Regions from separate parts of the Homo sapiens genome. Here regions 1, 2, 3, 5, 6 and 7 are each linked to region 4. A link is a loop called in an ENCODE intact Hi-C map of the cell type or tissue named here. Cell type or tissue: heart right ventricle. All regions are shown on one strand.

The links. Peaks named below come from ENCODE experiments on the same cell type or tissue, not always from the same donor. Only the 100,000 strongest peaks of a DNase experiment are listed, where the experiment ranks them.
Region 1: a loop joins it to region 4, with 2.3 times the contacts of the local background. A loop is called at or near these places in 14 of 110 quality-filtered maps.
Region 2: a loop joins it to region 4, with 3.0 times the contacts of the local background. A loop is called at or near these places in 11 of 110 quality-filtered maps.
Region 3: a loop joins it to region 4, with 4 times the contacts of the local background. A loop is called at or near these places in 28 of 110 quality-filtered maps.
Region 5: a loop joins it to region 4, with 3 times the contacts of the local background. A loop is called at or near these places in 8 of 110 quality-filtered maps.
Region 6: it touches region 4 in a loop (5-fold over the local background); 5 of 110 quality-filtered maps call a loop at or near these places.
Region 7: it touches region 4 in a loop (3-fold over the local background); 28 of 110 quality-filtered maps call a loop at or near these places.

Annotation. Positions count from the first base shown.
Region 1 is chr1:170,008,469-170,012,468 of GRCh38, forward strand. All of the region lies in intron 10 of KIFAP3 (kinesin associated protein 3), which reads right to left. Among named protein-coding and RNA genes, the nearest start is that of KIFAP3, 64 kb to the right of the region's middle. In heart right ventricle, a CTCF peak has its summit at 2,152 (motif pointing right); a DNase peak (open chromatin) is centred at 2,170.
Region 2 is chr1:170,412,521-170,416,520 of GRCh38, forward strand. No RefSeq gene overlaps it. Among named protein-coding and RNA genes, the nearest start is that of GORAB, 120 kb to the right of the region's middle. In heart right ventricle, no CTCF peak of the experiment used is centred here; no DNase peak of the experiment used is centred here; H3K27ac peaks cover 3,562 bases.
Region 3 is chr1:170,764,262-170,768,261 of GRCh38, forward strand. No RefSeq gene overlaps it. Among named protein-coding and RNA genes, the nearest start is that of PRRX1, 100 kb to the left of the region's middle. In heart right ventricle, a CTCF peak has its summit at 1,650; no DNase peak of the experiment used is centred here.
Region 4 is chr1:170,663,415-170,667,414 of GRCh38, forward strand. PRRX1 (paired related homeobox 1) reads left to right here and starts at 717. Exons shown (of 4, transcript NM_022716.4): 1 at 717-1,045. The coding sequence starts at 805. RefSeq lists enhancers at 1-149, 1,350-2,210. In heart right ventricle, a CTCF peak has its summit at 1,640 (motif pointing left); DNase peaks (open chromatin) are centred at 420, 917, 1,427, 1,673 and 2 weaker places; H3K4me3 peaks cover 3,643 bases; H3K27ac peaks cover 4,000 bases; H3K27me3 peaks cover 1,100 bases.
Region 5 is chr1:170,585,879-170,589,878 of GRCh38, forward strand. No RefSeq gene overlaps it. Among named protein-coding and RNA genes, the nearest start is that of GORAB-AS1, 55 kb to the left of the region's middle. In heart right ventricle, no CTCF peak of the experiment used is centred here; no DNase peak of the experiment used is centred here; H3K4me3 peaks cover 444 bases; H3K27ac peaks cover 1,967 bases.
Region 6 is chr1:170,143,026-170,147,025 of GRCh38, forward strand. It overlaps NTMT2 (N-terminal Xaa-Pro-Lys N-methyltransferase 2), which reads left to right and starts at 2,934. Exons shown (of 4, transcript NM_001136107.2): 1 at 2,934-3,236. The coding sequence starts at 3,083. RefSeq lists enhancers at 2,515-3,046, 3,047-3,577. In heart right ventricle, a CTCF peak has its summit at 2,182; a DNase peak (open chromatin) is centred at 2,896; H3K4me3 peaks cover 1,158 bases; H3K27ac peaks cover 2,212 bases.
Region 7 is chr1:170,880,382-170,884,381 of GRCh38, forward strand. LOC124904455 (a long non-coding RNA gene) reads left to right here and starts at 2,547. Exons shown (of 2, transcript XR_007066730.1): 1 at 2,547-2,823. In heart right ventricle, a CTCF peak has its summit at 1,734 (motif pointing left); no DNase peak of the experiment used is centred here; H3K4me3 peaks cover 664 bases.

The DNA.
Region 1 (4,000 bases), 650 kb before region 4:
AGACACTTCTCAAAAGAAGACATTTATGCAGCCAACAAACATATGAAAAAAAGCTCATCATCACTGGTCATTAGAGAAATGCAAATCAAAACCACAATGAGATATCATCTTATGCCAGTTAGAATGATGATCATTAAAAAGTCAGGAAACAACAGATGCTGGAGAGGATGTGGAGAAATAGGAACGCTTTTACACTGTTGGTGGAAGTGTAAATTAGTTCAACCATTGTGGAAGACAGTGTGGCGATTCCTCAAAGATCCAGAACCAGAAATAGCATTTGAACCAGCAATCCCATTACTGGGTATACCCAAAGGATTATAAATCATGCTAGTATAAAGACACATGCACACATATGTTTACTGCAGCACCATTCACAATAGCAAAGACATGGAACCAACCCAAATGCCCATCAATGATAGACTGGATAAAGAAAATGTGGTGCATATACAACATGGAATACTATGCAGCCATAAAAAAGGATGAGATCATGTCCTTTGCAGGGACATGGATGAAGCTGGAAACCATCATTCTCAGCAAACTAACACAGGAACAGAAAATCAAACACCGCATGTTCTCACTCATAAGTGGGAGGTGAACACTGAGAACACATGGACATCACACACCAGGACCTGTCGGGTGGTGGGGGGAAGGGGCAGGAATAGCATTAGGAGAAATACCTAATGTAGATGATGGGTTGATGGGTGCAGCAAACCACCATGGCACATGTATACCTATGTAACAAACCTGCACATTCTGCATATGTATCCCAGAACTTACACTATAATTAAAAAAACTTTAGTTAATATTTTAAAAGCTGACATAAAAATTTGGAACATTACTTAATTTAAAATGTACAATAATATCACACACAACAGAAAAAAAAGTGTGAATAAACTCAAAAATTCAGAATTGTCCAAAAGAGTTCACCAGTGAAATGCCACTTTTATTATTATTATTATTATGTATGCACTCTGTAAAACACTGCCATCTGTCACTATGTGATGTTTAACTTTTATCCAAGAATGAAGGCCCTTCCAAAGAACACATTTCAATTGCGTATTTTATGCTTGCTCTTGTGCTAAAACCATCCTCAAGCATATCAAACAATCCTCAGCTTATGAAATCTCTAAACCAAAGCAAATGAGAGGTGCAACAAAATATATGCATGATGCATCAGACAAAAAGCTAGGAAAATTTAACTTTTCAAGTTACTTTTGAAACACTATCAGTACATATTCTAGGGTACTGAAGAATACACTATGACAAGGAATTTCCTTGCCATCTTCCAACCCAGGATAGTCTGACGTAAGGAAGCACCCTTGAGACATATCAATGTCAAATGGCTTAATAAGTTTTGACAAGGAAAAAAATTTTTTTGAAGATCTGATTCTTGGATAAGCCAAAAAAATCTTTAAACACTTTTAAAAACGTAACACTATAAAAATCCCCAAAAAGACTGCATCTAACAATTAAGTAAAGCCAAGTTTTGTAAGTCCAATTCAATTTGCAGATAATCACATTTGCTGAAGCCAATGGCTATGATAGATCTCCCAGATGGTAGCATTAAGTTACCAGACATAAGAAACTATCTGTCAAAGTATAGGAATGATAGAACTGAAATGATTTATAACTGATACTGAACTAAGCAGAAATAAATTTAGTATCCTTATGAAATCTCAGGAAAATAACATTAAAAAATAAGAAACGAATAAATTTGGCAATATTTAAGAGAAGGAAAACAAAGGAATATTCATATATAAGGTTTTCCATGGAACCAATTAAAATTTTAGATTTTCTGCACTCTTAGGGAAAGATCAAAACTACTCAAACAATTTCAGCATGAGATAGAAAATTTAAAATAATTATTTATAATATTCTTTACAAATCCCTTTTTGTGTCTCTGGTGTTAATAGAAAAAGCTAAAATCAAAATTCTTAAATGAAATGCTTTATGTGACAAAACAATATTAAAATAATTTTTGGTTCTATTGAATTACAGTTTCCCTTAGAGCCTTCCATGGAAAAAGGGCTGAGCTATAACACAATTTCTCCTTTGCCTTTAATTATTCAAATCACAGAACCTTAATTTTATATATTTTTTTCAGTTTGTTTTCCAAGTAAACTTTGAGTGAAGTTATTCAGTCATTAACACCAATCTCACAACAGCAGGGGTCGCAATGTACTAGTTAAATGTTTCAGGAAACTGAGAAGCAGATTAACTGTTCATATTGCATAGATTTATTAGAGCATGAAAGATTCACAACTCATTGTACTCTAGTGAAAATAATCTATCATTAAATATAAAAAAGATTTTTCTGTTGTGGGGGTCCCCAAATTATAATAAAGAAAACCTGCTTAAAAGCTGATAGCATTTCTAGTTGAAACAGCATAAAAATCACTTATGCTAAGTTCTACCATGTGCATTAGCTCCACAGAGAGGCTTCTACACCTCTTAAAAAATAAGTAATTTCTATATATGAAATAGGTAATTCTTTAATTCAGTCAACTGTCAACTTGAACATATATCAAACAGTGAGTTTATTTCTGAAGAAAAAAGCAAACTGACCATTCATGTCTACTGCATACTTTTAAATTCTTTTCTCCACAGTGAAGAAAATGTACCCCAAATACTTTAAATATTTGATTTACAGAAGGTTTCTGCCATTGAATTTCTTTAAATTTTAATTCCATGTAAATCACTCCAGTTATTTGCCAAAAAATAATCTAAAATAATTTAGATTGTCTACTATTTAACACATTAAAAATCAACTAAAAATAAAACTTAAAAAAATCCATCAGAAACAGTGATATTTCTGAAGGTTTGAAGGAAAACAAGTCTAACCACCTCCTCTAGTTCACTATCTTTCATCAAACCAACCAGGAAGATCAAATCAATGAGTAGCTAATAACTAGCATAAAAAAGGGAATACAGTAAAATACAAAGTGTCCATTGCAAATAGAAAAGGTAAATACTGTTTTGTGAACATTTTTGTTTAATTACATATATTAAACAAATGTTTAAATATATATCAAATATAATATGTAATATATAGACATATATTGACATGTGAATATACATGTATATAAACATATACACATTACATACACATGTGAGGGTTGGGCTACACTGTAAAATACATATTTAAAATAATATACTTTTTAACCTTAGGAAAAATATATCTTACTACGGATTGAGGTAAAACAAGTGTGAAAGTCAGTGCTCTAAATAAATTTTTCTTGTCCTTTTCAAATTCATGTCCTTTATAACACAGTTTCCTTACTATATCTTTTGTATAAGCATTGTAGCCAAAGACCACATATGTTAAATGTATCACTGAATTACTCAATTGAGAAGTTTAGCTTACTGTGTTAGGAGTTAATGATTTAATTGTCTACACATGTAACATATATATTAACAAATGTAAAAATGACCATTCTAGTAATATCATGAAATCAATTATACACTAAATGCAATTTCTTTGAACACAGCAGAGAGATACAATTAAGCAAAATCAGTTTCTTCAGAGTCAAAAGAAATGTTACAAGGTCCACACAATAAAACTCAAGAACATTACTAGGAATAGAACCCTTGGGGAACTCATTTGTAATTCATTTTTTAAAAAATATACAATTCAAATAAGTTCAGTTGTCAGTTTCCAAGACCACAAGAGAATAGAAATAGATTATTATAGAAAAGAAAAATTGCTGCTATAGAAATGCTGCTGGTACAGAAGAAATGTGAAGTGACAGCCAAGGCCAGGGGAAAAACAGAAAAATTGTATATAAAAATGAAAAATACATGGCGTTCTGGGGCCATTTAGCAAGGAGAAATCCTTGGGCATGGTAATAATATTTATGGCCCTGTATAATAAATTATCTTCAGACTTGCAAACTTTAATAAATGATAGTAAGAACAATAACAGCTACACACATTATAGCCTTTGAACCTAGGGACTCTGGCTCCAAATCCCATGCTTTTAACCACTACACTATACTGCTTC
Region 2 (4,000 bases), 250 kb before region 4:
TTCAGATAAATTAGATCAAATATTTAAGAAACAGGTAATTTCAATCTTACACAAAACTTTTTCAAATAAGAGAAAAAGAGGAAAACTGCCCAACTCATTTTGTGAAGCTTGTTGTAGCCAAGATATTCTTAAAGAATTATATTGAAAGGACTCACCACACCAGAAATCTTTCCTTAATATAAAATTAATCTAATAAGTAAATATGCTATTGGTACAGATATAAACACATAGCCCAGTGGAATGAAATACAGAGCCCCAAATAAACTCAGCCAAATATGGAAACCTGATATATAACAGAGCTTTTGTTACAGATTAGTGAGGAAAGATTAGACTGTTCAATAAATAGTAGTGGTCCATTTGCCTATTCATAAGAAAAAGAAGATTATATCTCATACTACACAGTCATACAAAATCCATATAGCTCTAGAGAAAAATTTTACAGTTTTAGAAAGAACTAGCAGAATAATTCGTGAACCCAAGGCAGAGAAGGATTTCTTAAACAAAATTTTTAAAATGCTAATTATGAAGAAAAGTAAAGAAATTTGACTATATTAAAATTAGGAACTTTTGAACATCAAAAGGAAACCCCAAAAAAGTAAAAAAGTCACAAATTCATAGACAATATTTACAATACATTATGAACAAAAAGCCTAGAATCTAGAATATAAAAAGAACTCATATAAATAAACAACAGAAAGACAGACCATTCAATTTCTTAGAAGTAGGCAAAATGCATGAATATGCATGTTCATATATTAAAAGAGGAAACAGGAATGGCCTGTCTGAATGTAAAAATGTTCAACTGCATTAATAACTAGGGAAATGCATATTAATATTATGAATGAGATAAAATTTCACACACCCAAATTAGCAAAAAACAAAAACAAAAAACAGTTGGATAAATCCAAGTTTTGGAGAGATTGTGGAGTAATGGGAATATAAATGGTACAGTGACTTCAGGAAACAGTTTTACATTACCTAATAATGTTGAGGTATAATGTTGAAAATACTTATAGCCTATAATGTAAAAATAAATTTATTCTTTTATACTCTGGAGAAAATATTTAATGAATAAGCCAGGAGACATGAATAAACATGTTCATAACAGCAATTTCTGTAAAAACAAATAACTGAGAATACCCAAATATCTATCAGTCAAAAGTAGAAAGTATGAATAAGTTGTGAAATAGTCATATAATGGAATTCCTTACTGCAATGAAAACTAATTAAGTAACATGTATTGATAAGCAATAATTTAACAAAATAGTAAGCAGGAAAAGCAAGTCACAAAAAGCTATATATATATATATATGGTGCCATGTTTTTAAACCTCAACAAAAGCAAAACTAAACATCTCTTAGGGGCATATGCATAAATAGTAAAATTATAAAGAAAAGCAATGGAATAATAAATATTTGGAAGGGAGGCAGGTGCAATCAGGAGGAGCCTATAATGGCTTCAACAACATCAACAGTATTCTATTTCTTAAACTTGATGGTGTACACACAAGTGTTTGTATTATCATTTGTTAAAACTACACACATGCATATATGCAAGAGTTACAGGGATGAAGTTGATTGATGTATTATTTTGTGTGTATTTATTTCAAACGTAATAAATATAGAAAGTAAGAGAGAAGATAAAAGTGTCAAGAATTTAGGATGTATTAATAGAAAGAAGATGTTAAGCTCAGGAGAACTTAGCAGGGCACTTTGCACCAGGACCTGGATAGACAAAAACATGCCAATCAATGACTAAGGGCAGTAAAGAGGTGACAATGAGCATCAAGGTTATTTAGTCCTCTCGGAGAGCAATTTTGAACTGAAGCCAAAAAGGTGTTGAGTAAGGAGCTAAGACAGAAGTATCTAAAGAGAGGCTGAATTTGGCCGGGTGCAGTGGCTCACTCACGCCTGTAATCCCAGCACTTTGGGAGGCCAAGGTGGGCAGATCACAAGGTCAGGAGTTTGAGACCAGCCTGGCCAACATGGTGAAACCCCATCTCTAATAAAAATAAAAATTAAAAAATTAGCTGGGCATAGTGGTGTGCGCTTGTAATCCTAGCTACTCAGGAGGCTGAGGCAGGAGAATCGCTTGAACCCGGGAGGCGGAAGTTGCAGTGAGCCGAGATTGTGCCACTGCACTCCAGCGTGGGCGACAGAGCGAGACTCCATCTCAAAAAAAAAAAAAAAGAGGCTGAACTTAAACTGGAGGTATGGTGAATGGGCAAGAATGACAGTGAGGGTGAAATAAACAAAGTCTTAATTTCAAGAGAAATTGGCATCATCAACAGGAATTTGGGAATTCGGGAACTCTTTCCTGTGGGAAAGCTGCATCAGAACACTGTTGCCTTTTAAGAATCCACTACAAACATTTCTATTCATAAGGGATCAAATTTTATGTTTATGTGGACCTGGAGTGTATAAAACACATTCTCAAGATGGTCTTTTATAGAAATGAAGTAAATAGACTAAATAGTGATATGTGAGTTTTCTCCTCCAGAAGTAGTAAAATAATCTTTCTATAAGGTTTTAGAGGACAGCACAAAAACACTTATTAGACGACCAAAGAGGGAAAATGAGTAAATCACAATCAGAATACTTTCATTCAATGTTTATTTTCAGACAACTATGTGAGTGAGTTTGAAGCTTGGCCCAGATGCTGAATAGACTCATGACCTTGGCAAAGTCACAGCATTTCTCTGTGCTCCAATTTTCTCAACTGCAAAATACAGAGTTAGGCCTTTGCTTTCTTCAGTATTTTCTAGTTCTAACACTTCACAATGCTAAGATTCATAAATTTAATAATTCAATTCCAATTGTGGTTTCCCTATTCATACAGAGAAGCTAAAAGAGAAAGATGCCCAAAAAAACTTTTACTTCCCCAAATTTCCCGTCTTTCAGTTTGGCTTAAAGAGACCTCCTCTCTATAGAAGAAGCATGTGCTGGCAGCCCAAAGGGCGATCATCTGCTAGCCTTTAAGTCCTGTCCACCTCTACAACATCACTGGAAACTGGGTACTTTATTCCTAAAAAACATTTTTGGGACTGGTGCACTGCTGGCTCAGCCTACAGCAACTCTCCATCTAGAAAGTGCCCTTCCAAGTTAGCAATAGAGGGCTCTTTGGTTTCAGTAAAGAATGCTTGAAGCTGAGGGTGAGAGTAACATATTTTTTTTTCTCTTTTACCACATGAATTTTTGTTTTTATGGCCTTCAGAAATGAAGCAATTTTTAACTTAAAAGCAAATATTTTTACTGCTCTTAAAATGCTAGCATTTGAAAACCAATATATACTTGCTGGCAAATAACATGGGAAATAGACATGCAGAGCCTTAATAATGATTGAATACATAAAGTATTTTTCTTTTGTTTTTATGTGACAGCTGGATGAGTTTCAACTTCCTGCTCACAGCACAGGCTCTGAGCTTCTAAATCTGGGGGTTTTCCTTTTCCTATCCCCCGCCCCTCCCCATCTCCCCATCCCCTTCTTGCCTCCTCCTTCCTTTTTGGGAAAACACAAATGTTTTTGATTACATAATAGCTGCAAACTTTATATCTCCCACTTCAGTTGTTACACATCATAAACAGGGGAGTGAACTTCAGACTCCATTAAGACAAAGGTTGGTCTGGATTGTTGGGAGGCCTTTTATGTTGGTATGGTGCGGGGAAAACGTTTCTTTAGAAAAAGGAAATATAATAGGCCTGGCTAGAGACTGCACTGACTACTAACCACTAACCACTCAGCCTAGAGAATGACAAAAACCTCAATTATGGTCAAGGCAAAAGTGAAGCCCGGAGTTCAGAACCAATACAGCTCCTGCAGGATTCACTTAACCTAATGGGAACTTAATATGTGGGAACCAATAAACATCAAAATGTTAAGCAAGGATAGAAAGAACCTGCATAAAAACACTGAGCATTGTGCACACCATATTGATTCGAATTCTCTCTTCTTTAATCTGGAATTTTCTTTTACATTTTCATTTACAAATAAGCTTCTGTTA
Region 3 (4,000 bases), 100 kb after region 4:
GTAGATGTAAGCATCTACATGACATTGTCCTAGTGGGAACTGGAAACAGTCCATCCAGATGTTTGGTATCATGTGGATAAATCTCCAGATGATTGACTGAATTTTTCAGTTTTCATCGGAATGATTGGCGTTGTGTATATACGGCCTTATGTTATCAGCCCTGCACTCGTGCCACAGTGGGTTCAAAAAGTTACTATTACAGACCCAAATGCTTAGTGAGCTGTTAATGGGACACACCATTCTTCGTCGTATGCTACTCATGTGAAAGCTGACAAGTTTAGTGCCAAAGGTGATTTCAGTCCATCAGTCCTCATTGTCATTATCAACTAGCATGTATTAAGCATTCACATGTGCAAAGCACATTTTCAAATGAAAGACATCATGACAAACATTTGCTGATGAAAGGGTTTTTTTTTTTTTTTTTTTTTTAAAGCTGTGGAATCAACTTTCTGGCTGCCTACTATGCTATTTTATAAGAATTTGCCTAAAGAGAGTTCAAAGCATGTACTACATTTTGATGATTAAAATCTCACTCATCATGGAAGTTCTGGTTCCCTCATTTCTCACTCATGCTTATGCCCTTGCCCTTTATCCCAAACTCTGTTTATTGGGTGTGCAGTTTGTTGTCACACTCTGCCACTTAGCTTAAGTAGCTGAGGTACAGTGGAAACACAGTACACTGAGAATCAGAAGTCTGATTTCTACCTTGCCTCTCTCATTTGTTGATTTGAGGAAAATTATTTCGCTTCTCAGACACTTGGTTTCCTGATTTGTAATCCTCAATACCTGCCTTATGGATTTGCTGTGAGGCTAAATAAAATAATGTATGAGAAAGTGCTCGAAAACTCCCAAGTAATACAAAGATATTGTGGATTATTGTTATTTGACATTTGATTTGAGGTATTGCCTCTCTTCTAATACAATCTTAGATGGAGTCTAAGGAATTGTCCTTGGGGGGTCCAGATGTAACAACAAAATAGTAAAAAATAAATAAAAGCTAATAAGCAGTAATGATGATACTTGTGATGGACAGAAAACAAAGATAATCTTTTAAGCACTGATAGAAAATTTGAGGCCTGAAACTTTCCAGAGGTCTCCAAGGAGATTCCAGGACTCATGCAAATTCCAAGAGTCAATGTGCTCCTTCTATTGCACTGCCCTCTCCCAGAGAGAGTGCTCCCTTAGGGTGTTATAAAGTGAGACCTAATTTTTCATGTGTTTTTATGTGGCTCTCATGATGGAAGAGCTGGAGAGCATCAAAGATGTGGCTCAGGGTGGTGTGGGCAAGGGATTCTGTCCTGATGGGGGCCTATGGGGCCAAGTGTTGCTATCCCATGTGGGGTTGTGATGAAAGGTAGCTAGCCAACAAATATGGAATTGTCCCTCTTTCTGGAAACAATGACACGGGCAAATGTGCCCTAGTGGCTTTTTTCTGAACAAATATATCTGGCCAACCGTTTCCCACAGCTCCTGGAGAAATTTAAGAAAGTAGACATTTAAAAAGCCCCACTTAAAGGGGAAAATATAAGCACCCATTATAGAATTGACAGAGTAAATTCAGAAAAGATATTCCTTAGATGAGAACTAGTCAAGAGAAAGGCCAGAATGTTAAAAAGGAGTTGTTTTAATTGCACAACAATACCACATGGTGGCTCTGGAAAGAACTGCACTGAGTATAAAATGTCTAAAACCTGTTTTCTCCCCTGCAGGGCCTTTCTTCAAGACATTATGTGAATTTCACGAAAACACGCACGGTTAAAAGTGGAACATTTGGTGAATATTAGGGATTTTAAAAAATGTTTCAAAGAAGTATTTTAAATGGTCATATTTTATGGAGCCTTCTCTGATGGTCCCCCAGGCAGATAGACATCTTACGATGCACAGGCAGCCCCACACAACACAGCACTCTGTGTTGCACGGTAATCAACGAGATTACTTGTCTTTCTCATCCAAAAGGTAGTAACTTTCTTGAGGACGGAGTTGTGTGTTTCATGTCTGAAAGGCAGGCTATGTGGAAAGAGCCGGTGTTCCCGCAATGGAGGTGTTTCTGCACTCACTCTTCCAGAGTTAACTATATGACCGTAAGAAAATTACTTACTTTTTATACTCATTTTCCTAATCTGCAAATGGTTAAAAATTATGACTTCTTCAAAGGGTCATTGCAAGGAAGGTAAGTTCATGGGTGAATAGTGCCTAGTACATAGCAGATAAATTATTATTTATTGTTGAATATTTAAATATAAGATGCAACTGAAAAACATCTGCTCGTGTTTTTCATTTTGAAAACTGTGGATCTTTTAAAAAGACTCAATGAAAAATAAGGATTAAAATAAAATGATCTTTTTATACCGCCTTTGTTCTTTCTTTTAATCTTCTCTTTTACCATCTTTTCAGGAAGACACTCATTGGATTACGCTTTTATAATTTTCCTAGCCTGTCTCTAATATCTCCTACTATATGTAACAATATGCCCATAGCTTTGTGACTTGTAAGTATTCCCTCAGCCCACAAATTCACTAACATAATCTTTTCTTTCTCCATTTTACTGTCAAAATTCACATGTTTCTTGCACAGGTTCTCCTCACATTTCTTCACTGTGAAAACATTACAAACTTGCAAAGCTTGTTTATTACCCATCACGATACAGGAACTAAACACACTCTTGAAGATCTCCCAGTGACTTTCTTATCGCCAAAATTCATGGATTTTATAATATTATTATCTTATTTTTTAACATTGGAAGGAGTAAAAGTTCTATGTTCTAGATCCAGAGCCACAGTTGATTAATTTTATAATATTAACTGAGTCCCCCTAAAACTCTCCGGACTTTAACTTCTAAATACATGTACTTTGCAACATTGTGAGAATAAAATGAGACAGACTCTATGAGAGGTCTTTGGAAATTGTGAATTTTTGTACTCATATTAGGAATTATTGCTCTTAGTACTATTATCAAAGGCATAAAATTAAGTAGAAACAAATCCTGCTCTGGAAGACTCCACAGTCTACTGTTGAAGGAAGACCTATGCAAAATAATTTTAAAGTAGTCAGGTGAGTTCCAAGAGAACTAGTATAAAACTTTTTTTGGAAAACCTGGAATGGAATGACTACGTTCGGGAGACAAGGAGTAGGCATTTGATTGCTATCTGTGGAATTGATGAGAGAGTGATATTGATGTAGAGAAATCTTTGAGTAGAATCTGAAAGGTGAATTAGACCAATGTAAGGAAGATGATTCCAAGTAAATATCCTGGTAGGATGCATGTGGTACAGTGAAAAGTAGCCAAGAGCTGTGTTGCTCAGGGAATGTATACCATTATTACATTGTGCTCATTTCCAAAAAATAAAGTTCCAGAATGGCAACAAAGACAATTGTGTATAGATACTTCTTTAGCCTCTCCCAAATTATGTTTCAGTGATAATTCACCTTTCTTCCAACTTCGTTCAGGACAGTCTTAACTGGGAACAATTTTGCCCCCCAGGAAACATTTGGCAATGCCTGGAGACATTTTTGATTGTCAAAACTAGGGGACAGCTACTGGCCTCTGGTGGGGAGAGGTCAGGGGTGCTACTAGGTATCTTTCAGTGCATAGACAGCCCCACAAAACAGAAAATTATTCGACCCCAAGTGTCAATCCTGTTGAGGCTGAGAAATTCTGATCTAGGAAAACTTCTTCCCTTAACTCCCCTCCTGTTAGGGGCACTTTGGACATCATTTGCTTTAATTATCTTACCTCCTCACTTTATTATCCCGTGTGTCAATATCTGAAAACTCTTCGCAATATTATTTTGTATTTCCTTTTCTCAGATGGGTAATGTGGTTTCTGTTTCCTGCTAGGCTCTTTTGACCAGTTTTTGAGTAAAACAGAAGGAAGCTAGAGCCAGAGATTGAAGGTGAGTTTTCATGAAGGTTTAGTGAGGCATTGCATTAGAGGAGTTTACAGTGGAGTGGAAATCACACAAACAACATGGCTCTGTCCCAAAGGTAATTAAACAATGAT
Region 4 (4,000 bases):
AAGAGGGGGAGAGAGAGAAGGGGAAAGGGGGGAACCCACCAGCACCCTCCGTCGGACTCTTGAAGCCTTTTTTTTTTAATTCTTAATTTTTTTTTTTACTCTTTACAAAAAGTAAAGTGAGAATCCTGCTCTCTAATACATCTGCAAGACATCACCCTCTCCTCCTGAAACTTTAGTCACTCCTGAGAATCCACAGGAGTGCAGAGAGGGGGGAACACGTTTTCTTGAAGATGTTTTAAAGCTGGAACAAGCCTTCTTCTGTTGGTGCTTGAACTCTTGCCTGGGAATAACTTTTTTAACCTTTAAAAAAACCATTCACTTTGATTCTTCTCTCCCACCCCTTCTTCTCTCTTCTTCTGTTTGCCTAACTCCCCCGCCCTGCTGGCCTCCGCTTTCCTCTCTCCCCCTTGTTATTATTTTTAGTCTGTGCGTGTGGACACTTTTGGAGAGTTGGAAGGGATTTTTTTCTCCTGACTTGAACATAGGGTGACTTTTTAATATTGTATTTTACTGTGGATTATCTCTTTGGACCGCGCCGGACTTGGCCTCAGGAAATCAACCAATGCTGCGGAAGGCGGCTGGTGCACAACGCTCTGCTCTACAGAAGGGGGTCCCCCACCCTCTTTTCCAATTTTTTTTTTTTGGCCTTCCTCTCCTTCCCTCCCTCTTCCTCCCTCTCTCTCTCTCTCTCTCCACTACCCCCCTCTTTCTTCCCCACTCGGCTCCTCTCCCCCCTCGCGCCCACAGCGTTTGGTGTTGATTCGAGCGGGAAGAGGGGGGTGGGTGGGATCGGTGGGGGAGACCATGACCTCCAGCTACGGGCACGTTCTGGAGCGGCAACCGGCGCTGGGCGGCCGCTTGGACAGCCCGGGCAACCTCGACACCCTGCAGGCGAAAAAGAACTTCTCCGTCAGTCACCTGCTAGACCTGGAGGAAGCCGGGGACATGGTGGCGGCACAGGCGGATGAGAACGTGGGCGAGGCTGGCCGGAGCCTGCTGGAGTCGCCGGGACTCACCAGCGGCAGCGACACCCCGCAGCAGGACAGTGAGTGAGGGGCGCATGCCCACGGGGGTGTGTGCCCGGGACAGAGGGCGGGGACCCGTGTAGGGCAGCTAGAGCCCGTCCGCGGCCAGAAAGACAAGGTCCTGGGACCAGGAGAGGTGATGGCAGACTTCAAAGGAAGGGCCAGTCACAGGGGAAACCAGATGAGAAAAGCGGGTCTCGGCCGAGGGCATAGCCAAGGAGGACGCTGGAGAGAGGCTCCAAGGTCCGGGGACACTCCGAGGCCCTGCGGTCTCAGGCAGGGACTCTGTCCGCGGCGGACTCTCTTTACTTCGGCTAGGCACCGGCTCGGTTCATCCCGCACGCGGGGCGGCGGGGCTGGGCTGGGAAAAGGTCTTAGCGGGGTGCAAACTCAGAGAGCCAGCGCTGTTTGGGAAAGCAGCAGGTTAAAGATGCTGAGTCGGGTTGGAAGGGCTTCTCTCGGGCAGCGTATGACGGCTTGAGGGAGGGCACCAGGCACAGGGAGCAGGACTTGGCGCTGCTCAGGCTGCACTCTCCACGCGGGCACCGTAAGGCCGGGCGCGACCGGGAGGCCCCGAGAGAACGCCCGGCCCCAGACGCTGGAGCTGCTCTCTGCCCCCTGCTGTTGCCTCTACCGCAAATGGGTTTGAGACTGGCAGAGTCAAAAGCCCGGCTGGCTTGGGAAAACTCGGGCCAAGCAAAGGGAATGTCCTTTAAGGGTGAAACCTGAAATCCAGCCCCGCATGATCCCGCACAGGCGAGCTGCATCCGGGAGGCGCGAGCTTCAGTGCGGAGGCCAGTGTCACCTTAGAGGAGCTCTCCCTATTGGCTCTTAAACGCCCAGAAAAGTCCAGTTTCCCTTCCCCATCCTCACCGACCAACCTCGCGACCCATGAAAATCTCGCTTCGCTAGTGCCTTAAAAAGAGACTGCAATTGTATCCCCATGCCCCCAAGTCTGTAACAGACCGGTCACCCTGTTCATCCCAGGTGACATGTGGCCAGATATGTACAGATACTCCCTCTTCTCCTCGAGGTTGCAAGAGTCTGAACTTAGCTGTAAGTTCTCAAATGAGGCTGGTTGCTTTCTATGTCAGTAGTTGCTGGTTACCATTTTTGTCTTCAAATTTGGAAATCGTGGAACCGGGGGGCCCTCCAGCATTCTATGATTTTCACAAAACGTTGCCTATTTCAGACTCTCAAAGAATAGACATACAAATCAAACTGCACATAGAAACAATTGGAAACAGGGTCCGGGCACAGTGGTGGCCCCGCGGGCCACGCTACAGCAAGCCGCAGAGAGAGCCTCTGGTGTGCTCAAGACGCCTGGTCTTCACCCTGCTTCCTTAGTTCCGGCCTGGGCGCCCCTGGGTGTTTTTAGCCAAAAGCGGCCTAGGGCCGATCCACCCAATGCATTAGCAGACTGCTACAGGAACTGAATGAGGAAGTCTGGCCTGGACACCAGAGAAAGGTGGCCAACTCTGAGGAATGAAGAACCAGGTGTCCTCAAGTTCCGCATAAAGGGCTAGGCGCAGAGACAGAGACGTTCTCTTTAGGGTTTGGGTGCTTGAGAGGCTGCACCCGCAGCATTACTTAAGTGTTTGCATAGGCACTCTTAGTTCTAACAAAATGCACTGAGAAATACTATGATTGTTTTTAAACGTTTTACCAGGGAAAATGAAAAACGAAAAATGTAGGGAGAGTCCAGGCGCGGTGGCTCACGCCTGTAATCCTAGCACTTTGGGAGGCCGAGGCGGGCAGATCACGAGGTCAGGAGTTCGAGACCAGCCTAACCAACGTGGTGAAACCCCTCTCTCCTAAAAATACAAAAATTAGCCGGGCGTAGTGCCGAGCGCCTGTAATCCCGGTTACTCAGCAGGCTGAGGCAGGAGAATCGCTTAAACCCGGGAAGCAGAGGTTGCAGTGAGCCCAGATAGTGCCACTGCACTCCAGTCTGGATGACAGAGTGAGACTCCGTCTCAAAAAAAAAAAAAAAAAAAAAAAGTAGGGAGAACAGCATTTGGTGTAGACCCCAGCTTCACCAATTCTGCACGTCCAGTCGTTTCTGTTTTGCCAGGACGACTTATTAATTGCAACATTTACCACTGTTCGGATACTAGAGGCTGGACCCACAACAGAAAACAGGACCACGAAGAAACTTCTGCTTAGAAGACCAGAGTGGGGCAGGAGAGACTAGATGCTGCTTTGCCCTATGAGGAGGCTGGAGGATGAGAAAACCAGGGCCAAGGCCAGCGGCCTCGGCCAGCCTAGGGAACAAGCCAGCCGTGGTGGCCCTCAGATACTGCAGGGGAAGAGGGATGAAAATTGTACCGGTTGTTTGGCTCTGAGTGGACGCCACTCCCAAGAAGGGAGCTCGGGATTCGTCGTGGCCTTAGAGTGGGTATGGAGCCGGGCTGGCCAGAGGAAGCTAGCTATGGAGCGCCCCCGAGCAGATTCGGAGGCGACGCGCGGTGGCTGGGAGGCTGCCCTGGACTGGGGACAGGCTTCTGTGAGACCTGAGCCTGGCGCCTCAGAGGCCCTGTGGAGCACGTGGAGTCCTCAGGAGCGCTCGAGGACAAGCTCAGCATCCCGGGCGGAATTGGGGACTGTATGTCCCGGGAGAAGGGGAGAAGACTCTAGAAACTCGCCCACGTGATACTCGGGCTCATCTCAGAGTTACAATGACTAGAGAGGCCTTGTGGGGAGAAGACCCAGAAAGGAAACTGAGGCTCAGAAAGAGGATGCTCTGCGGAAGCATGATCAAGAGACAGCTTCCGGAGGAGGCCGCAGAAGGCAGAGTGAGGTGATGGGGACGAAGTGACAGGCACCTGGAGCTAGGAAAGTAGCCGAGAAACACACACGCGCGCGCGCGCGCACACACACACACACACACACACACACTCCAGGCCTTGCTTCCTAGAGAGATGAGGGTAGCGTTCTAACGAATAGTTTGTTGCTTTTATAAGCACTTTTCTCAA
Region 5 (4,000 bases), 78 kb before region 4:
TCAACTTTCCAGGTGTGTCTATCCTAACACAACTTGGTTAAGGTTGACACATGGAGGCAGGAGGAGGAGTGGAGTGTCAAGGGAGAAGCACAGAAAATAGATGCTTGAATGCTACCCTTTTGTATAGTCATTACTGTCATGATTAAACAGTATCAATGCCTTTACAACACATCTATCACAGAAGAAAACAAAAGTCTCTGGCAACTGTTCCGAGCATCTTTGCTTCATCAAATCTAGTTTCTGTAGAGTTGCAGGAAGGGGTCTAAATAAGAATGTTCACACTGTTGCCTTAACTTTCAGAGCAGTTAAAATCTGCCAGTGCTTTGATGATAGGGCAGAGGGAAATAATTAAGTTCAGACTACCTTTGTATTTCTTACCCTGAAGGTATTCAATGAGTTTAAGCAAACTTCCCTGTTTCCCTTGTGTTTATTCATTCCAGAAGAACTGTTTCTACAAATTATATATAATTACTCACTCCTGGTCAAAGGTGAGAGGGAAATTAGCATCACAATGGCAAGTTTTCTCTCTGGGTGTCGCCAGCTCACTAACTTCCATGGATGATTTGAGTGTGTTAAGCCCCTGCTTACTAGCAGGAAAGTTCAGCAGAGCCCATGAGGACAGCATTAACAATTCCTAATCATAGACAAGCATTTCAGACATTCATTACCACACAAGCCATCAGTGGATTAGATCTAATAAGCCAAATGCTTGCAGACCTCAGCCTGGAGGCTGCTTAGACTACTCAAAGTAATGCAGAATCAAAATTGGCCCGCAGTGCGCTCCGCCTTCTTTTGAAACAACTGCTCTGCTTTTGTTGAAATGGACTGAATGAAACAAGCAGAATGGTCCCTATCTCCTTATAAGGGGGTGTTAGGAACTGAGTTGAACAACAATAGACTGACACATTTGGGGTTTAGTATTCTTTTTGGTTAGAGACCATAGGAAATGATGTAGTGTTTCAACTCAATAAAACATCTTAAAACTGAAAACTGCGTTGTTAGAGGAGGCAGACTTTGCGGGGGTGGAGGGGGGAAGTGGGGGAATAGGGATGATTTCTTCATGATTTAAAAGAAGGAAAATAACTCATCTTTTTCAGTAAGAAGAATTTGCAAAATATTCTTCCAGAAAAAAAATAAAAAACTACACACACACACACACACACACACACACACACACGAATCTCTGAGATAGTTGCCAAGTACTTCTCTGAAACCACGTGAATTTTTCTCTCGTGCATTTGTCAGCCTGACTCCAAACCATTTTATTCTTTCCTCATTTCTCGTCTCTGTTCAGTCTGTTTTTGGTTAGTTGCTTCTTGGCATAGCTTCCGTTGGAGCTGAGAGTGCCTGTTCTTTTTTCTTCTTTTTTTCCTTTTCCTTTTCTTTTCTTTTTAAAAAACTTCTCTTTTGGTGTTCTTTCTTCTGGGCTCTATAGTGACTCTGCAAAAATTACCAAGATCAGAGCAAATAGAGTCTCTGGAGCCCACGCTGTCTGACTCCATCAAACCTGTATACAGCGTAGAAGGAGCCAGGCTCCAAAGAGTGGCACCGAGACATGTTTGGGAATAGAAATGCATGCCGCCTTTGACCACTTCTCTGTGAGAGTCTGCAGCTTTCCCAAAACCTTCTTTGTGAACAGACTTACTCAACACTGCCATGTTGTGTGGAGGACTTCCCTCAGAAGAATCCTTTGAGTTACTTTTTAAGAATTAGTTTTTAGACACCCATAGAATAGAAGTTTCTATATTCATTTATTTACTGAACTATGTTATGTTTTATTGGAACTCTTTTTAACTGGCCTTGTCACAGTATGTTTTGACTTGTGGAAAAACGAAAAGTACAGTCACACTAGCTATGTAACCACATATAGCCCTAAAAAAATGCTTGCTTTTTCTAAATCTAAGCAAACAATTTTGCATCTATACCTTTGTATATATATGGAGTAAGTTTTAAAGGGCATCATGAATATTATTCTGTACTATAAAGTGAAACACACTGTCAGGGTACATCTTTGTCCTCATCCTTCTTGTTTGGGGAACTTGAATGGATTTAAGGTGGTGTTATTATTTTCACTAATGTGTGATTAGACTTCAGAATGACTAACACCAGAAAATACTCATAAGTGTGCTTCAAATTAGCATGTAAGAAAAATAAGGCAAAGTCAATTTCTCTAACAAATTGAGAGTTAGTTAAACTTGAATTAGCCCTGTAGTCTAATAGGACAGTAGAAACTGAACTATTTCTTCCTGTCTAGACCTGCTCAAGTTCATGGACAGTCTGTATTTTTGAAAAACTTACCCGTGCAGCAGGAAGCTCACTCTATCTTCAGGTCACACTTAAAATGAAGAGATTCTTTTCCTGTATCAGAAAATTATTTTCAGAGATGTGAAACACAGGGCTATTTGCTGATGATGTGCATGGGATTTATGAACAAAATCAAAATTCTATAGAATTATGTATAGAGTTTTTAAAAATAGCATGTTAGTTTCAGGAACCAAAAATAAAGAAATTAACACACACAAGTGCAAAGACTGATGTGGGAGAAAATTACCTCAAGATATAAGAAAAGAGATGTGAACTGGAATGACTTGGTTTGGCTACCTGTAAGGAAAAATGTCCAAACTTTCCTGTCTTTAGTTATGCAGCCTGGAGAATGTCATTTCAATCACTTCTGCAGTTGCTCCACTGAGGACTTTTGAAATGCTCCTTGTCTACAGATGACAGGCTCCCTCAGCAGAGAGGGAACAGAGCTTGTGGCTGTATCTACATGATTCCAAACATCTGGATTAAAAACTGAAAACATGAGGCCTGTGCCTCGATGATTTTCAAACACCTTGCTTTTGGCATTGTAAAGGGAAACAATCCAGATAGCTGGCTAGATGTTTCAGTTTTCATTCTGATATTTGTCATTGTGAAATTATAGTCGATGACTAGATAAATGTATGTTCTCTCCACCAAAAGAAGAAAAAAGTTATACATGTATACAATAGCTGGTCCAAGAGAAGTAAATTATAAAAAAAACCTTACAGCTAAATCACGGTGCCATGGTCACCTATGTGTCCTTATACACAAACACATAAACACACACGTATGTACACACATGCTTAAACGCCGACAAAAAAAATCCAGCTAGACCAGACTTCCTTCTCTATTTTCAGTTATTTGATGAGATATTTCAAGTTTACATATTTACAAAGAGAAATCATGTATTTCTGCAGTTTTATTCTCAGAGGAGCTTCAACCAGATAGCGCCTATGAGAATAAAGTGGCAAATACATGATTTCTCTTTGTAAATCAGCAAACCATTTTTCCTTCTATTACTTGTATTGCTGTGGTTTTAGTTATGTGCAGAATATATTTTAAAGGAACTGCTCAAGTTCATAATGCTCTGAATCTCTGTTATCTTAGTGATCATGTGGATGCTGAAATACAGTAAATCAATGTGCAAAAAAAATTCTAGCTTTAGTTTCTAAAATATTCTTAACTTTTTACAGTTAAGTAAAAATACAGATCCAAAAATATGTGATTCATAATCTTAAATTAATGGATCCAAAATCAAGATGATGAGAATATCTTTTGTTTTGGTAGCATGATATATTTGCCAAGTGACTTACCTTGATTTTTATTAATTAGGAAATGGAGAAATGAGGGAATGCATTGAAAGTGAAGAACTACATTACAGTTGACTTTTTAAAAATGGATTTTAATGATTTCTAAAATAAACGGAAAAGGAAATATTTAAACTGTTTGAGAAAAGCTGCTTTCAAGAGGCACATAGTATATACTACGGACTTTTTCCATGAGACCGGCATTCTCAGAAATTCTCCTGGCTATAAGCATATTCATAAAGCTCAGATCAGTAGAGACATATTTGTCACATCCTATCTTGTTATCATCTCAGTCATTCATTTTTCAGCAATAATTCCTCCTCCTATTTCCTCAGTTTTTAAGGGCAACTGCCTCTAGATTATACATATATAAATGGTATTCATTTCCAAGA
Region 6 (4,000 bases), 520 kb before region 4:
TCACACCAGAAGTTTCTTTGGTCTGTTTGATGTCATCTACTCTATCTTCATCTTCATGAGAATTCATTGAGTAAAAATGATTCAGGATGGTATTTGTATTAGACAAAACTCCATGTTGCTAGTACAGAAAACTCAACTCAAGCTGGCATTAACAATAACAGACTTAGATAATGTGCCCACTCAAAAAGGAAAACTGGAACCAGGGTAACATTATGTACTGACCAGCTCAGGCGTGGATGATATACCCATCTGTGTACCACAAACTGTGGGAGGGGCAAAATGGATAACTTGAACTGCAGTTTGGGCAATTACTGAAGCCAAGGATGGGGACAATTCCACCAAAATTGAATGGCTGTCCCTTTACCTGGAGAGGGAGAAAATGGCAAAACAGAAGCACAAGAAGATGAGGGAAAATAAATCAGAGTCAAATAATTGGAATCCTTACTTCCTCTCTCAGTAAAAGATTGACACACAAATAAAACTTAAAAAAAGATTATGGCTACATTGTTTATCTTCAAAAAATTCTGGCTGGGCTTACTGGCTCATGCCTATAATCTCAGCACTTTGGAAGACTTAGACGGGAAGATTGCTTGAGGCTAGGGGTTTGAGACAAGCCTGGGCAACATAACGAGACCCCGTCTCTACAGATAAAAAAAAAAATTAAAAAAAAATCCAGATGTGCTGATGCATGCCCATAGTCCTAGCTACTCTGGAGAATCAGGTGGGAGGATTGCTTGAGACTTGGGAGATTGAGGCTGCAGTGAGCCATGATCACACCCCTGCACTCCAGCCTGGGTGACAGAGCGTGACCCTGTCTCAAAAAAAAAAAAAAAAAATTCATGGACAATGTATGAATTCATTGTATCTTGTGGCATTGTAACAAATAATCCCCAAACTTAGTTGCTTAAAATAATAAACACATTTCTGTGGATTAGTAACCTGGGTATGACATAACTGACTTAGGGTCTCCCATCAAGTTGCAGCCAAACCGTTAATTGGGGAAGGATTCGCTTCCAAGCTCACTTACACTGTTGTTAGTGGATTTCAGTGTCTTCTGGGCTGTTTGACCTAGGACTTCAGCTCCTTGACATGCAGGCCTCTCCACATGGCCACTCACAATAGGCAGCAGTCTTCCCACATGGCAAACAAGCAAGTGAGAGAAAGAAGACACCTAAGACAATCTTTTAATAACCTCTTCTTAAAAGTGACATCTCATCACTTTCACCATATTTTATTCTTCAGCGGTGAGTCCTTAAGTCCAGCCTATACTCAAAAAAAGAGGATTACAGGAAGAGGTGAATACCAGGAAGAAAGAAGATGGGGATTCTTATGGACTGCTGTGGACTGAATGTTTGTGTTCCATCAAAATTTTTATGTTGAAATTCTGAGCCCTAATGTGTTGGGATTTGGAGATGGGGGCCTTTGGGAGATAATTAGGTCATGAGGGTGGAGCCCTTATGAAGGGGATAAGTGCCCTTATAAGAAAAGACACAAGAGCTTGATTTAACTCTCTGCCATGTGAGCACACAATGAGAAGAGGGCAATCTGCAAACCAGACAGAGGGCCCTCACTAGACATGGGATCTGCCAGCACCTTGATCTTTGACTTCACAGCTTCCAGAACTGTGAGAAATAAATGTTTGTTGTTTAAGCCACATAGTCTTTGGTAATACGTTAGAGCAGCCTGAACTAAGACAGGGGTCACATTAGAAGTTGCCTACCATAATGTGTGCATTTGTGTATATTAGCATGTGTATATGTACAGGCAGGGGGTCTGTGGGTGCACATGGCATAGGGCCAATAGTGTATTGAGATCTTACACATTTTCCTGTTAGGAACATAAGGGGAGGAAAACAGTAGTCATGGTCCCTGTAGGGAACAGATGGAATTCACAAATTGGGAATTCGAACTGGTTTAATAAAGGGACTATTTACAAATATGTGGGCAAGTATAGGAAAATTACAAGGAATTGGGCTTGTCACCTGATACATCACTCCCCCTGGGCCTCAAGCAGTCAGGTGAAGGAGAAATGAACAGAACCAGGAGAGGATATTTGTATGAGAAGACCCTGGTCAGACGTATGACCTTTTGTTAAAGGATATGGTCAGCTCATGGCATTTCCACAGAGAAGGTGCCAAGGGAATAAATACCTTGACCTCACTTTCCTCCTGTCTCCTCCTGGCACTATCCATTGGCTAAAGCCAACTAGAAGCTAGAGGGCAATGGAGTCCACTGATGTAGGTCAGCCTCCTGGGGAACACATAGTAATGTATGAAGAGTGGAGAGTGTATCCGGAGGGACAATCAGAAGATACCCGGTACAGAAAACAAATGTACTTAAGAGGAAAATTATATTCAGAGTAGGCAGAGAGGAAGAAACAGGCTTACATGAATAGTTGTTGTTTACAGCAAGCTAGATGGAAGAGTTTGCTGACAGAGAAGGATATTTAACGTCAAAACAAGCTTTCAAATAATTGCTTCTCTTGAAGATCCTTCAAAATAGGAAACACATACACATTTCTATGAAATTATTTGGGAGAAATTGTACTGATGAAAGGAGCATGAGTGGCTAAGATGACTTTGAAGGGTCCTTGTAATTTGAGGATTCAGTGTTCTACGAGGAGTGATGGAAATCAGGGAACAAGATCTCTTGCAAAATATTCACAACTCTTTGAAATGGAAATTAGGCTATTCCAATTTAGAAATCAAATTAAGGCAAATATTCAGGGTGTTAGCAGGCTGTGCTCTTGCCTGTTTGAAGTGGTGGCTAAAGGAGAGAGGCGTGCTTTTTCCTGGATGAAGCAGGATCTCTCTCAGCCAGTTTTCATCCTTACTTAGCACCTGCTGGCTTGGAGTGGTGTCACCCAAGCAATCAGACGGAGGGACGTGCCAAGAGCCTGCCCTCCCCTCCCACTGTGTGCTGCCCCTCCTCCCCACACCCATGACAGCCTGTCCTGATATAGATGGAGAGGGGACTGGTTTAAAATGACAGTCTCAAGTTCATTTAGAAAGAGAAGGCTAATTCAAAGAAACAGCAAGGCAAGCTTCCTTTCTCTGTAGGAATCATTATTATCCCCCTTTGTCATGGCCCACCGGGGAGCCCATTTTGCCTTTAGATCCCGCTGGCAGAAGACCGACGATGAACTCTGTAGACATAGCATGTCTTTTATCCTTCACAAAGCCATTCGCAATGACTTCTTTCAGAGCTATCTCTACCTGCTGGAAAAAATTCCCCTGGGTAAGTGAGTCAGAGCTACTAGATAAGAAACAAGAAATGACTGATGGGATTGCATGAGGTCATGGGGCTTCTAGAAGAGAATTTAAAACAAGGACACTTTTCAGACAAAAAAAACTCCACAACCAATGTCACTGGGCTGAAATGTTTCAGTGGAATTCTTTATGGAGAATACAAAGATTAAGTGCCTAAAATAGAGTCAGGACTTTATTTTGGGATTTCCATGCACCCTCAGGCACTGTGATTTGCTTCTCTGGGTGTCTGTTGCATGAGTATCAGGCTTGTAGAAACTCAGACATGTTTAATATTTACAAAAAATTGTAATTGGGCAAATTTGATAATTCAAAGATGAGAGTATTAATGCATTAATACATTGAGTAAGAGTTAAAAAGAAAGACTAAATAATGATAGATCAAAATGTGCTTGGGTTATGTATGTATGTTTCTGTGTCTGTGCTTGTGTACACACTTACAATCCTCTGCGGTCTTCTTGAATCACAAGAATAGTCAGAGAGCCTAAAAAAAGGAGATTTTAGCTTGGTTTTTGAATATTAAGAAGTCAGTGGTCTGTCTCCATTTTTGTTATCTCCTCTAGTTTTCAGAGAATTGGACAATAGAGCAATAAAAAGCTTATCTGTTTTGCCTACTCTACTTTTTTCAGCCTCTGTGAAAGCAGTTACTTCAGGGCACCCTAAACAGCACTGAAGAGGAAATAACTTACCATTAAAGAGTAAAATACCCTTCTCCCTTTGATTTGTATTTTCCCCC
Region 7 (4,000 bases), 220 kb after region 4:
AATAAAATCTTTTCAGCTTCCATGTAAAGCAGCCAGATGTCTAATTAGGAATCCTGAAACTCGGCTCTATTGAGTTAATAAGAACCCATGGCAAGTATTAACCAGAATATCCCATTCCTCAACAATGACGAAAAATACTTGAAAGTTCATGAAATAAGCTGTCAAAGTGGTTCGGTAAAATTCTAAATAAGATTATTATATTTTCATGTTCTTGCTAATCTATATCATGGTTAGAAATCAAAGCATGCCGAAATTTCTCTCTTACTTTTTTTGCTGTTCTTCCTCAACCCCACCTTCCTCAGGAATTTTTTTTTTAACTAAAACGTTCTGTGGTTGCTTTCAACCAAAGAAATGGTATAAATTATTGAAGTTTATATGTTTTTTGTTTGTCTTTTTATGAATAGAAAAATATTTGTTATTTTTTAATCAGTTGAGTGGGGGCTGTGTGTGTGTGTGTGTGTGTGTGTGTGTGCATGCACCTGTAATTTCTTACTTTAAATAAATGTTTTCCTATTTTAAAGGCTTTGTGGTACATTGATGAAACAAAATGGACAAACTTTCAGAGACGCTAATTAGTCATTTGGCAACTCTTCTCACAGCCGAAAATATAGTTTTTTTTCCAAAGAGGAAGCAATAAAGTATTATAAGTAAATATTTTTAAACTTCTACTAAAATGCTTGTTGAAATGTAACTGATGTATCTTATGGAAAAAATGCACACTTTTATGACACTTAGTAAATTACTAGAGTTCTGGAATTTCATTGTCTGATGTTAATCAATATATGTTTACACAAATCTCAGTTTATTTTTAAGGAATTGAGAGATAAATGCATTTATATTTTTTAGGAAAGGCAATTAAACCCTTATAAGAAAATAATGTAATGATAATGGTTAATACCTAGTTTAAAATGTTAGCATGAAAATTAATTAACCTAATGTGTACAAAGGACATAAACACTTGCTTGGCTTATGATGAATACTTAGTAAGTATCAGCTGTTATTATACCTGGAGTCACACTGTCTGGATTTAAATCTCAGTTCTGCCATGACTCGGCCTCAGGTCTTAAATTTCTCAATGATAAAATGAGGATAATTATAGTACCTACTCCATAGGATTGCAGTGAGAATCAAATAAAGCCTTGGAAGAGTGTCTAGCATACAGTACCTTCTCACTGACTATTAGCTTTCATTTTTAACCATGAGTGCCCCCAAATGAGAGCATGTTGCCTGGATTATTGGTAGTGGAGTAGATATATGTTTTATCTCAATTAGGGTAAAAATTTTGGAGAAGATAGGGTCTTATTTTTCTTCTGTAGCTCCTGATGTTTCTAGCCTTGTACAGTAAGTATGAAAGCCAGACTCTGCAACTGCCACTGTCTAAATGCATAAATGATTTAGTGAATTAATTTGTAAATTCAACTGGTATGAATTGGTCACTGACAGAAATAGAGAAAACAAACCATTCTTTCTCAACTCATCCAGAGAGATCAAAAAGGAAAAGTTAGATGTTTCTTACAGAACTAATGTTCCCAAATGACTCATTAGCCATATATGTCTTCTTAAAGCCAAAGGGCTTCTCAAAAGAATATTTGTACTTCTCCTATCTGCCCTCTTCTACGAAAAATAGATGGGATTAAAAAGAAAACAAAGACAACAAAAACCAAACCCAACGTTGACGGCTTAGCTGCAGTGTTCGTTCTAGAGCCATTTGTAAAACAGCAATGCCACCTGTTGGGTAGAATATGCAAGTCTGTTATGATTTTTGTGTATTGGAAAAATATTTGTTTATGCCTCCTCTAGGAGGCAAAGTATTGGGTTGCAGTATGAGAAGGAGAGAAAAATGAAAAAATCACTTGCAAAAAGTTTCCTAAGTAGTAAAGCAAATGAAAAGACATATTTCTAGTCATAGCATATGGACAAGTCTCTATTTTAAAACCTAACTTTTTTCCTCCCAAATCCTTCCAAGGATTACATGATCTATCCTGGCATTTGCTCTATTGTTCTTTCACACTCCTTTTATGGGGCTGCTGAAAGCAAAAATAGCAATCTGTAACACCTGTCACTTAACTAAAATGAGACATTACTTTTAATAAAGCAGATAATTGTTTTAACAACTTAGCAAAGATGGGGCCCTGTTTGTGGGGGCTGCAGCAGTTTTGTACTTCTTCTTGTCAGTACTACATAGTCATAAATCTCTGAAATGTAATAAAGAAAGAAAAATCAAAGATGATATTCTGATAGTGAGATGACATATGGATATTAGTCCCTGACCCGGAAAACATAAACAATTTTTGTTTAAGACAGAGTGTCCTCAGAGTTGGAAGTCTATCAGTATTGCTCAAGGTGGTACCCTGAGACTTACCAATGCCTCAGTCTAAAGATGAAACACTCAATGGTATTGCTTTTCCATTGCTAGCAAGCAAATGATGACGTTAAATTTGCTGGGCTTCAGACAGCAGAGAATATCTGGAATTGCTTGCTGGTCAAATATCTTGCTTGGCAGAGATATTTTCTCTAGGACTTCTTTGGATCAATTTCCTGACAATAAGGATCACCCTACTAGAGTAAAGAAAAAGATAGCTGGGCATTCAGAATATCAGATGCCAGTTAAGTGTATGTACAAAAACTACAATATAAGGAAATGTCCAATGTCATATGAGTGGCATGAGTGATTTGGGAATTTATAGGTCATAAAAATTCCAACTGAGATAAACAGGGAAGACTGGCAGGAGGACACTCAAACTGGAAAGATGAGGGCAAGAAATAGCTGAGATCCAATCAGAAACAAAAAGCCAGACTGTGGGAGTCAGTAGGACTATTCAGGTTTGTTTTTCCACCTCTTATTCTTCTAGGTACATGACACAATTGCATTTTCCTGCCTCATTTGAAGTTAGACATGATTGTATGACTTATACCAATGACATGTGAAGGAAAACAGTGTGCATTACTTCTGAGCAGAAGATCTAAAAGCCAGTATAGAATTTGTTATGTATCTTTTCCCTACCTCAGCAATTGTGAATCCAAATGTTGAAATGGAGTGTCTCTTAATCTGGTCTCTAGGTAACCAAGATGATCAGAGTCTGTTTACTGATTCACATTGGATATACACCTTTATTGTGGTATGCCATCAAGATTGTGAGGTTTGTTTGTTGCTGCAGCATAACCTAGCACATCCTGACTAATATACAGGGTTCCCATAAAATATATAAAATAATGAGCTAATAAAAGTAAAAATAAGAAGGAAAGCCTTAAAAAACCTAAAATTAGAAAACATTAGCTTTGGAAAAGCTAGAGGACAAGGGTTTTTTAGTTATGTGTTGTATATGAAGTCAATATATATGTGTGTGTCTATAATATATACGGTTTAGAAATGTATTTCCAAATGTTAGCCATTTCCCTATTTAATAACATATTTTCCCCTGTTTTCTCAACTCTGAAAGCAGCAGCAACAACAATACAATGGTACTTTTCAGATGTCTCCTTTATCTCTCTGTTATTAATATTCTTTATCATTTCCAAGACTGGAAATTAAAGCATTGACTCAGTTTTCTTTTTCTACCTTTGTCCACATAGAGGCTTTGTATATAGTAAACAGAGCAATTTTATTAAAACACAAGTCAGACTAAGTCACTCCTCTGCTCCATGACCTCCAATGGTTCACCATTCACTCAGAGAAAAGTCCGTCCTTGCTGGAGCTTATAAGGTCCTATGTGATCTGGCCCTCAATCACCTCTGACCTCATTTTCTTTGTGCCTTAACTTCCATGCTTAGCTGTTCCTCAACTATATATCAAGCACACTTGCTTAAGGACATTTATAGTTATTATTCTCTGTGCCAATAAGGTTCTTCCCTTAGAACATTTATGTGGCTCATTCCCTTCCTTTCCTTCTGGGCTCTGCTCAGAGACCTTCCCTGAACACTTTTCACACTTGAGTGGATTTGTCATACTCACTCTGCTGTATTTTTCTCTAGAGTATTTAAGATGATGTGATATACTACA